Linked DNA regions of Homo sapiens: region 2 is linked to region 1. Evidence: chromatin loops called from intact Hi-C (ENCODE). Cell type or tissue: PC-3. All regions are shown on one strand. Each heading gives the region's core, and the rest is flanking DNA. Links, peaks and the distances in the headings are about the cores only. Region 1 overlaps BMAL2 (basic helix-loop-helix ARNT like 2). Region 2 has its middle 16 kb from the start of MED21.

The links. Peaks named below come from ENCODE experiments on the same cell type or tissue, not always from the same donor. Only the 100,000 strongest peaks of a DNase experiment are listed, where the experiment ranks them.
Region 2: it touches region 1 in a loop (5-fold over the local background); 6 of 110 quality-filtered maps call a loop at or near these places.

Annotation. Positions count from the first base shown.
Region 1 is chr12:27,381,091-27,386,475 of GRCh38, reverse strand. BMAL2 (basic helix-loop-helix ARNT like 2) reads right to left here. Exons shown (of 17, transcript NM_020183.6): 6 at 916-995. Among named protein-coding and RNA genes, the nearest start is that of BMAL2, 51 kb to the right of the region's middle. In PC-3, for the core only: a CTCF peak has its summit at 2,283 (motif pointing right); a DNase peak (open chromatin) is centred at 2,425; H3K27ac peaks cover 1,015 bases.
Region 2 is chr12:27,036,349-27,041,733 of GRCh38, reverse strand. It overlaps a transcript of MED21 not described here. Among named protein-coding and RNA genes, the nearest start is that of MED21, 16 kb to the right of the region's middle. In PC-3, for the core only: CTCF peaks have their summits at 1,904 and 2,106 (motif pointing left); a DNase peak (open chromatin) is centred at 2,113.

The DNA.
Region 1 (5,385 bases), core at 272-5,271:
TCACTCATTCTAAACTAATGTGTCAGCTACTCTCATAAGGTCTACCCAGCAAATCCCATGAAGCAGCCTGCATGGAAGCGGGTACATATGGCACATAGGAAGAGTCTGGCACTCTTGCTGGGCATGCTCTGCAGGGCAGAAGCAGGGTTCCATGAAGGTACGACTGACGAGCATGTACAGATTGGTGAGAAAGCTTCGAAAGCAAATCGTACATTTTGCCACCTTCAAAAATCCTTTTTATCCACACAATATCCTTTCTATCCCTGCCAGAAATGCTATATTTAAATTCAGCTGTTCAAATAAAAGAGTGGCTTTTTTTAATTAAAGGAAAAATGGACAAAAATGTGTATGAAGAATCCTTCTATTTAATTTGACTATGGCTTAAAACCTAGTAGTCACACAGCACATGACCAAGACATTTATCACCTCCGAGGGCATGAGAAGCAAATCACATGATCACAGTTTCCCCTCTAGACCGGTGAATCTGAAAAGCCATGCACAGGAATGATGAGGACGGAAATGTCAAAGCACTAACAACTCTAAGTAAGCAGTGACTGGCCTCCGAGAAGAACAGGATCCTGAGGGAACAGGATGCCAGGCAGACGGCTTTGAAGGAGGTGGTGATCATGGGGGAGTAGATCCTATGTGTGAGAGATGGGTAGTATAAAATGCTTAGCACTGAATACAAGCTTTGCTCCATAGTGTGGAAAGTGCCTATCCTCTGTCTCTACTTTCATTAACACAAACTAGTAATGCATGGCTACTTCTCTATTTTAAACTTCTATATTAAAGGAAATACGGTGTAATATGGAGTCCCATATGTTTAGAACAGGAAGCAAATGGAAGAAAATCTGCCTCCTATTCAAACAGCAATGAAAGCACATACACAACTTAGACAAATATATCTTTAGTTACCTTAAGGATTAAATGTCTGAGCTCATTATCCTGAAGAAATGATGGTCTATAATTACTTCCCACATAAGAATTTGTCAAGCCTAAAAAGAAAGGCATCAAGAGTTATTGGAAATATAGTAGAGAGGGCAAAATGCTTAATGAACATTAGCAATGCTGCTGCTGCTGGTATTTGCTCTTTGGCACATTCTAAGACATTTTCTGTAATCATTTTTTTTTTCATTTTCATTTAATTTAATTATTTATTTTTGAGACAGAGTCTTACTCTGTTGCCCAGGCTGGAGTGCGGTCGCGCAATCTCAGCTCACTGCAACCTCCACCTCCTGAGTTCAAGTGATTCTCGTGCCTCAGCCTCCTGAATAGCTGGGATTATAGGCGCATGCCACCACGCCCAGCTAATTTTTATATTTTTATTAGAGACAAGTTTTCACTATGTTGGCCAGGCTGGTCTTGAACTCCTGGCCTCAAGCAATCCACTCACCTCAGCCTCCCAAAGTGCTGGGATTACAGGAGTGAGCCACTACGCCCAGCTAATCATTTTCTTTCTTCATTATCACTTGATTAAAATTTCTTTCTTTTAGATTGTGAATTCTTGGAACTACTTATTCCTTTATATTCAAATATGCACATTAAGAGCTATATATAAAAACATTATAATAAAATGTACATGAAATAAAATTCAAGGATTGATATGCAGTAGTCCCCCGTTAGCTGTGGTTTCAGTTACCTGTGGTCCACCATGGCCTGCAAACAGGTGAGCACAATACAATAAGATATTTTGAGAGAGCCAAAGACAGAACATATAACATTTTTACAGTATATTGCTATAATTATCCTAGTTTATTATTGATGTTAATCTCTTAATATGCCTGATTTATAAGTTAAACTTTATCATAGGTATATGTGCATAGGAAAAAAGTACTATGCCTAGGGTTCAGCACTACCCACGGTTTCAGGCATCCACCAGGGTCTTGGAATGTATGCCCCTATGGATAAGGGGGGACCACTACAGTTATTTAGATAATGTCTTAGCTAATTAAAATTTATCATATGAGTTACCTTGAATGGGGGTATTCTGGAATTCTAAACAAATGTTACGGATTCATGAGATTTTCCAGTAAGAAAATCCTTTAATGGCAATATAGAGACCTCTATTCTGATAATACACAGATTATTTTAAAAATGTATAAAATATAAATGAAATAATTAATTTTCAGCCCTTAGCACTGAGTTATATTAAAATGAAAGTCTCTAAAGCAGCTGAAGAGCTTGCAAAATGATGAGGAATTATCAGGCCAAAACCAAGGGAAATGTTTGACCTGGGAGGAGTAAGGGAATCCACCAACCCAGATTCGCAAAGCCCTTCATGGCCACAAGGGGGCGTATGACACAGACGACAAAGCCAAGCAAGCCATCCCCAGGGCAAGGATGATTCAGAAGTAAGTCAATTTTCCCTTCCTTATATTCCCCAACCTTCTTGACTCCTATCCCTTCTTCCTGGGTACTGTAAGAGAAGTTGCTTTTGCAGGGGAAAGGTGGGGTAACATCCTTAGACATTTTAACCACACATTGGCCCTCGGACGGATCTGTGGCCCAAACTCACCAATGAACTAAGTGGTGGTGGTGGTGGCAAAGTAAGTGGGCAGGGCAGAAAGACAAAATGCCTCATGCTATGATTCAGTACAGTTTTCTCAGACTCGTAGCACTCTTAAGAGCCTGGCATAGGGAAAAGAAAATCTCTTCTGTTGGAATCTATCTTCATCCTAGGGCTCAGGGAATTCTCCCAATGACTTCTTGCTAATATTACTACACAGCAGCTTGGGAGGGAGCTGAGGAAGGAATGAAGAACGCAGACTCTGAGTGCTAGGTCAGGGAACAGCAGTAAACTGATTTTGAGCAAGATAATGACATTTCAGGTCTGGCCTGCAGCAAGGTTGGCAGAGCATACCAGGCAGAAGTGGGCTGGGAAACCCCGTCGGTGTACATCAGCCATCACAGGCGAGCCCTGACTCGGTGAGTGAGTGGGGATGTGCTCGAGAGAAAATGAGGGCAGTGAGAGCAGCACTGAGGCATGGTAGAGGCTGGCCAGTAAATGCATGCCATGGTGTTCTGCACACTTGTCCACACATTGGCTCTCAGAGTTCCCATGGCAAAAACCAACGAGGCAACATGATCACTTACTTTTTTCACAATGTTCATTGGGTTAAAAAAAAATCAAAATGACAGTAACAATTCCTCTTCCTCTTCTGACCCCATCCCCACCATTTGAACACTGTGCTGTACTCTACATGCATTACTCTTTACTCTTAACAATAGTCCCAGGAGGCAAATGCATCCCTATCTCACAGATGTGAAAACTGAGGATTAGAATGTCAAATAACTTGAGTAAGTCACATAGCTATAAAGGGAGGAAGCCAGGATTTGAACCACAAGGTCTGCCTTCAGGACGCATGCGTGTGAACCACTGTGCTTCACTGCCCCGCCTGGTAATCAGATTGCAGACACAGGACCTCATGCTGCAGAGCAGGGCTACTCTAAATGTGGTCTGCAGACCAATGTCATCAGCAAACTGTGGTGAGATCAAGTGCAGAATTTAAGAAGTATTTAGAGGCTTTTATAAAAACATAACATTGCTGTGACAGCCAAACCCATGATCATTTTTCCATAATTAACTGTATTTTACAATGAACTAGTGGTGGATGGGGGGAACACCTGTTCTTCATCCAGATCGTTTAAAAAGCACTGCTGTAGAGTATAGTGAAAAAAATCACATCACCATCCTTCTGCCTTTAACCTAATTATGCTATGGACCAAAATAACATGATCCACAGGCAGCCCTCTGTTGATCTGGCTTCTAAGTTTTTGCCGAGCAAGTGTGGGGATGCTGTGACAATACCCTGGAATGCAGATCCAGTTGCCTTAAATCATCTTGCTTGTGAGCAGCACTGACCGAAGGATCTGGTCAGACTGCGGGGATGAGTACTTAACCATGTCACTTCTGTTCAGCAGAGCTGAGGCAAAATCTACGCCCTGTTCCAAGGAATCTCCTCTGGACTCACCTCCTCCCTGCTGAGCTTTCACAGCCTCCCCTCTCACTCGAACCACTGCTGTAACATTCATCGCACCAGACTCTGACGATCTCTTCCTAAGTCAGTCTTCCTAGTCAGACCACAAACCCTTAAAGGGCAGAGATCTTGCCTCATTAATTTTTATATTCTCAGCACAGAACAGGAATGCGGTTGATGCTCAGATCATGTTTTGTTGAACTAGTCGACTGATTCATGGCTTTTCCCTTAGGTCTTCCTCCCTTAGGACACTGCTAATGTGAAAATACTCAGCTAATTTCAGGGTTGCAATCAAATGACCTCAGTTGAGCCTGTAAATTTTCATTGCTGAAGGATTTAAGGAAAATATTGCAAGCCTCAGCTGTGGGTAAAAGAGAAGCTTATTTCACAACAGACTGTTATGAAAATAAGATCTCCCATCATGCTCCCAACAGGAAGCACCAGGAGTCTAGGTGAGTGCTGCTCTCCTCTTAGCCACCTTAACTTGACTTGACCATACCTTGCATGGTGCCCAGATAATTTCCATTACCCTGAAATATATTTTCCTTTTCCTGGCAGTGTTTGAGATCTAAACTAAGACCCTTGGTCATCCTTTGCTCACTCCCTTTTTATGATTTTTGAGCCAAATTTCACTATAATCTTCTAGATCTTTACAAATCTGAACTTGCAGAGTCTCCTCTGGAGTCTTCAGCTTGCTGCTTGGCCAGGTCTTATCTTTTCAGTGCAAATTTACATCATCGGCATTGGTAAATCGAAAACTCTATTCCACTTCACCCAAGTTGGACTGGGGCTATTCCCAAAACAGGGGTGATTTCTACCGCACATGTTGACATGGTTTGGCTCTGTGTCCCCGCCCAAATCTCATGTCGAATAATAATCCCCAGTGCTGGAGGTGGGGCCTGGTGGGAGGTGACTGGATCATGCTTGTGGATTTTCCCCTTGATACTGTGTCACAATAGTGAGTTCTCATGAGATCTGGTTGTTGAAAGTGTGTGGCACCTCCCCTACCCTCTCTTGGTCCTGCTCCTGCCATGTAAGATGCCGGCTCCCACTTTGCCTTCTGCCATGAGTGAAAGCTCCCTGAGGCCTCCCCAGAAGCAGAAGCCACCATGCTTCCTGCACAGCCTGTGGAACCGGGAGCCAATTAAACTTCTTTTCATTATAAATTACCCAGTCTCAGGTATTCCTTCATAGCAATGCAAGAATGGACTAATACACAGGTACACATATACATTTATTACACTTTGATTTAAAATTCAAGCTCAAGTTGGGGAATTGCTAAAGCCAGAAATGATCACCCACACACCAAGAGGCAGTGGCAAGGACCTCCTTCCCCCAGTGTCTCACATATTTGAGGATACTCTGAATGGCAACATGTGATGCATTATAAGGTACTACTCGTAAATCT
Region 2 (5,385 bases), core at 231-5,230, 340 kb after region 1:
CTCACAATTATGTGTCTTGGAGTTGCTCTTCTTGAGGAGTATTTTTGTGGTGTTCTCTGTATTTCCTGAATTTGAATGTTGGCCTGCCTTGCTAGGTTGGGGAAATTCTCTTGGATAATATCCTGCAGAGTGTTTTCCAACTTGGTTCCATTCCTCCCATCACTTTCAGGTACACTAATCAGACATAGATTTGGTCTTTTCACATACTCCCATATTTCTTGGAGGCTTTATTCATTTCTTTTTACTCTTTTTTCTCTAAACTTCTCTTCTCACTTCATTTCATTCGTTTGATCTTCAATCACTGATACCCTTTCTTCCAGTTGATCAAATCGGCTACTGAAGCTTGTGCATTTGTCACGTAGTTCTCGTGCCATCATTTTCAGCTCCATCAGATCATTTAAGGACTTCTCTACACTGGTTATTCCAGTTAGCCATTCATCTAATCTTTTTTCAAGGTTTTTAGCTTCTTTCTGATGGGTTCGAACTTCCTCTTTTAGCTCGGAGAAGTTTATCTCACACCCGTTAGAATGGCAATCATTAAAAAGTCAGGAAACAACAGGTGCTGGAGAGGAAGTGGAGAAACAGGAATACTTTTACACTGTTGGTGGGACTGTAAACTAGTTCAACCATTGTGGAAGACAGTGTGGTGATTCCTCAGGGATCTAGAACTAGAAATACCATTTGACCCAGCCATTCCATTACTGGGTATATACCCAAAGGATTATAAATCATGCTGCTATAAAGACACATGCACACGTATGTTTATTGCGGCACTATTCACAATAGCAAAGACTTGGAACCAACCCAAATGTCCATCAGTGATAGACTGGATTAAGAAAATGTGGCACATATACACCATGGAATACTATGCAGCCATAAAAAAGGATGAGTTCATGTCCTTTGTAGGGACATGGATGAAGCTGGAAACCAACATTCTGAGCAAATTATCGCAAGGACAGAAAACCAAACACTGCATGTTCTCACTCATAGGTGGGAATTGAACAAGGAGAACACTTGGACACAGGAAGGGAAACATCACACACTGGGGCCTGTCGTGGGGTGGGGGGATGGGGGAGGGATAGCATTAAGAGATATACCTAATGTAAATGACGAGTTAATGGGTGCAGAACACCAACATGGCATATGTATACATATGTAACAAACCTGCACGTTGTGCACATGTACCCTAGAACTTAAAGTATAATTAAAAAAAAGAAGAAAAAAAATACCATGAGGTAATTACTAATATTATCCTCATTTTACAGTTGCACTGAAACATAGGTAACTTGCCCAAAGTCACACAATTCAGTGGCAATGCCGGGGCCAGGAGGCACAAAAGCCTATATTATTAATCACACTTTCATATTGCGTTTCCATATAGGACTATCCTTCGGCTATGAAGTGGCAGTTTCTGATGTGTGACCTGTCAACATACACAACACATGCACATGCACATAGAAGATAATTTATCATCCAGAGAAAGTGCTCACATAACTTTCTTTGTGGTTGATGCCAGTGCTTCACTTCTTTACGGTGGGCCTAAATGGACACATACCACGAAGTTGTGTCCATAATCTTTTGTTTTCAGACGAAATAAACATTTGGTCATCATATTCATGTTACTGGCTCCAGGAAGATACTAGCTCAAACTAGAATCATAACACCAGCTTTGACTGGATTCCAGGGTAATCTTAACTTGTGGCCACTGCTATCAAGCTAGTTAATCCCCAGTAGTCTTTTGAGTCACGAAACATCCTTTCCAACCATTTCCTCCAACCACTTCCTGTATAAAATCAAAGTTCACGCCTGTAATCCCAGCACTTTGGGAAGCTGAGGTGGGCAGATCACAAGGTCAGGAGATCAAGGCCATCCTGGCTAACACGGTGAAACCCCGTCTCTACTAAAAACACAAAAAATTAGTCGTTCATGGTGGCACGTGCCTGTAGTCCCAGCTACTCGGGAGGCTGAGGCAGGGTAATCACTTGAATCCGGGAGGTGGAGGGTTGCAGTGAGCCAAGATCACGCCACTGCACTCCAGCCTGGGCAACAGAGCAAGACTCCATCTCAAAACAAACACACACCAAAGTTCAGGGTCAAACTGCCCTCTTGTGGTGAAATATTGCTATCTGTTTGGTCTTCAATACTTGCCCTTTGCATGTTAAGTTTTCAGTCTGTCTGGCATTGATTTTTTTTTTTTTTTTTTTGAGATGGAATTTCGCTCTTGTTGCCCAGGCTGGAGGGCAATGGCGCGTTCTTGGCTCACCACAACCGCCGCCTCCCGGGTTCAAGTGATTATCCTGCTTCAGCCTCGCCAGTAGCTGGGATTACAGGCATGCACCACCACACCCGGCTAATTTTGTACTTTTAGTAGAGACGGGGTTTCTCCATGTTGGTCAGGCTGGTCTCGAACTCCTGACCTCAGGTGATCTGCCACCTCGGCTTCCCAAAGTGCTGGGATTACAGGTGTGAGCCACTGCGCCTGGCCGTCATTGATTTTTTACTTTTTTTTTTTTTTTGAGATGGAATCTCGCTCTGTTGCCCAGGCTGGATGGAGTGCCAGGCGCATCATCTCGGCTCACGGCAGCCTCCGCCTCCAGGGATCAAGCGATTTTCCTGCCTCAGCCACCTGAGTAGCTTAGATTACAGGCACGTGCCACCACGTCTGGCTAATTTTTGTACTTTTAATAGAGATGGGGTTTCAACATGTTGGTCAGGCTGGTCTTGAACTCCTGACCTCATGATCCGCCCGCCTCAGCCTCCCAAAGTGCTGGGATTTTTAAAATATTTTTTATAACAGCTTTATTGAGGTATTATTCACATACCATGCTTTAAAAATATACAATTCAGTGGTTCTTAGTACATTCACAGAGTTGTGCAAACATCACATCTAATTCCAGAACATTTTGATCACTCCTCCCAAACTCCATAGGCATTGACTTTAATGTAATGGCATATAAATATATAGAAATACATATAGAAACCAATTATTCTAGCACCATTTCCATTCTTTCCCCAGGGACTGCAACATCATCTGTCATAAATCAACTTTTCATGTCTGTGTGAATTTGGTTTTGATCTCCCTATTGAGAGACTGGTGTACAGTATTTGTCTATCCCTGCACAAATTATTAAAGCAAGTTTTGCCATTCTGTTATCCTTCCTCATGAATATCTTGATTACTTTTGGCCCTAACTCATCAAGTTCCACAGAAATCCCAATTGGAATCTTAGTTAAAATTGTGTTGTCTATGGACCAGTTGAAGAAAACTGACACATTTATAATACTGACTCTGTTCCATAAAGATGGTATTACTTTCTACTTATTTTGTTTAAAAATGTTTTAAATGAAGCTTTATAATTTTTTTGTTATACGCATCCCTAGATATCTTACATTTTTGTTATATTCGTTGTATTCCTGAATCCTTATTATTTAATGTCACTGAAAATGTACTTTAAAAAAAAAACAACGTGTTTTTCTTACCATTTGTTGCTGGTATGTTACATATTGTTTTTTGGGAAGCCTATCCATGGAATCTTCTTGATTTTCTATGTAATTATATCATCTTTAAGTACTGAGAGTTTTCTTTCCTTTTTATCTTATAATTTTTATTTCTTTCATGCTTAGATGTGTTGGTGAGAATCACCAGCTTAAAGATGAGTAGATGTGGTGGTCTTAATAGGAAGCTCTGTCTTATTCCCAAGCTGAAAGGGAACAAGTTTGATCTTTCAGTAAGATGGTTACTACAGTTTTGTACATACCCTTTATATTTTAAAAATTCTTTGCTGTTTCTCCTCTGCCAAGAGTTTTTTCATAAATGGATTTTGAATATTATCAAATGCTTCTCGCAAATCAAGATAGATGATCATACTGATTCTGATTTTGATCTGTTAGAATGGCAAATTACATTACCATATTTGATCAAATCAAAGATTCTATAAATTTTAAAACACGTCATTATTTTATGTTTCAGCAAGGAAGAAAATAAAACAGCTGCCCTTTGAATATTCCAATTTGTAATATGTTTTTTTAAAAGGGCATCTCTAAATTGATAAAAATACAAAAAATACATTTTCTAAAGACAGAACTGCCATGCATTCCTGAGATTAAACATACATTTATTGTGATATATGCAATTGTTAATACCCACTGTCTCTAATTTGCTATTTTTCCATGTTTACTGAATGGGCAAAAACTGGAAGCATTCCCTTTGAAAACTGGCACAAGACAGGGATGCCCTCTCTCACCACTCCTATTCAACATAGTGTTGGAAGTTCTGGCCAGGGCAATTAGGCAGGATAAGGAAATAAAGGGTATTCAATTAGGAAAAGAGGAAGTCAAATTGTCCCTGTTTGCAGACGACATGACTGTATGTATAGAAAACCCCATTGTCTCAGCCCAAAATCTCCTTAAGCTGATAAGCAACTTCAGCAAAGTCTCAGGATACAAAATCAATGTACAAAAATCACAAGCATTCTTATACACCGATAACAGACAAACAGAGAGCCAAATCATGAGTGAACTCCCATTCACAATTGCTTCAAAGAGAATAAAATACTTAGGAATCCAACTTACAAGGGACGTGAAGGACCTCTTCAAGAAGAACTACAAACCACTGCTCAAGGAAATAAAAGAGGATACAAACAAATGGAAGAACATTCCATGCTCATCGGTAGGAAGAATCAATATTGTGAAAATGGCCATACTGCCCAAGGTAATTTATAGATTCAATGCCATCCCCATCAAGCTACCAATGCCTTTCTTCACAGAATTGGAAAAAAACTACTTTAAAGTTCATATGGAACCAAAAAGGAACCCACATCTCCAAGTCAATCCTAAGCCAAAAGAACAAAGCTGGAGGCATCACACTACCTGACTTCAAACTATACTACAAGGCTACAGTAACCAAAACAGCATGGTACTGGTACCAAAACAGAGATATAAATCAATGGAACAGAACAGAGGCCTCAGAAATAACGCCACATATCTACAACTATCTGATCTTTGACAAACCTGAGAAAAACAAGCAATGGGGAAAGGATTCCCTATTTAATAAACGGTGCTGGGAAAACTGGCTAGCCATATGTAGAAAGCTGAAACTGGATCCCTTCTTTACAGCTTATACAAAAATTAATTCAAGATGGATTAAAGACTTAAACGTTAGACCTAAAACCATAAAAACCCTAGAAGAAAACCTAGACATTACCATTCAGGACATAGGCATGGGCAAGGACTTCATGTCTGAAACACCAAAAGCAATGGCAATAAAAGCCAAAATTGACAAATGGGATCTAATTAAACTAAAGAGCTTCTGCACAGCAAAAGAAACTACCATCAGGGTGAACAGGCAACCTACAGAATGGGAGAAAATTTTCGCAACCTACTCATC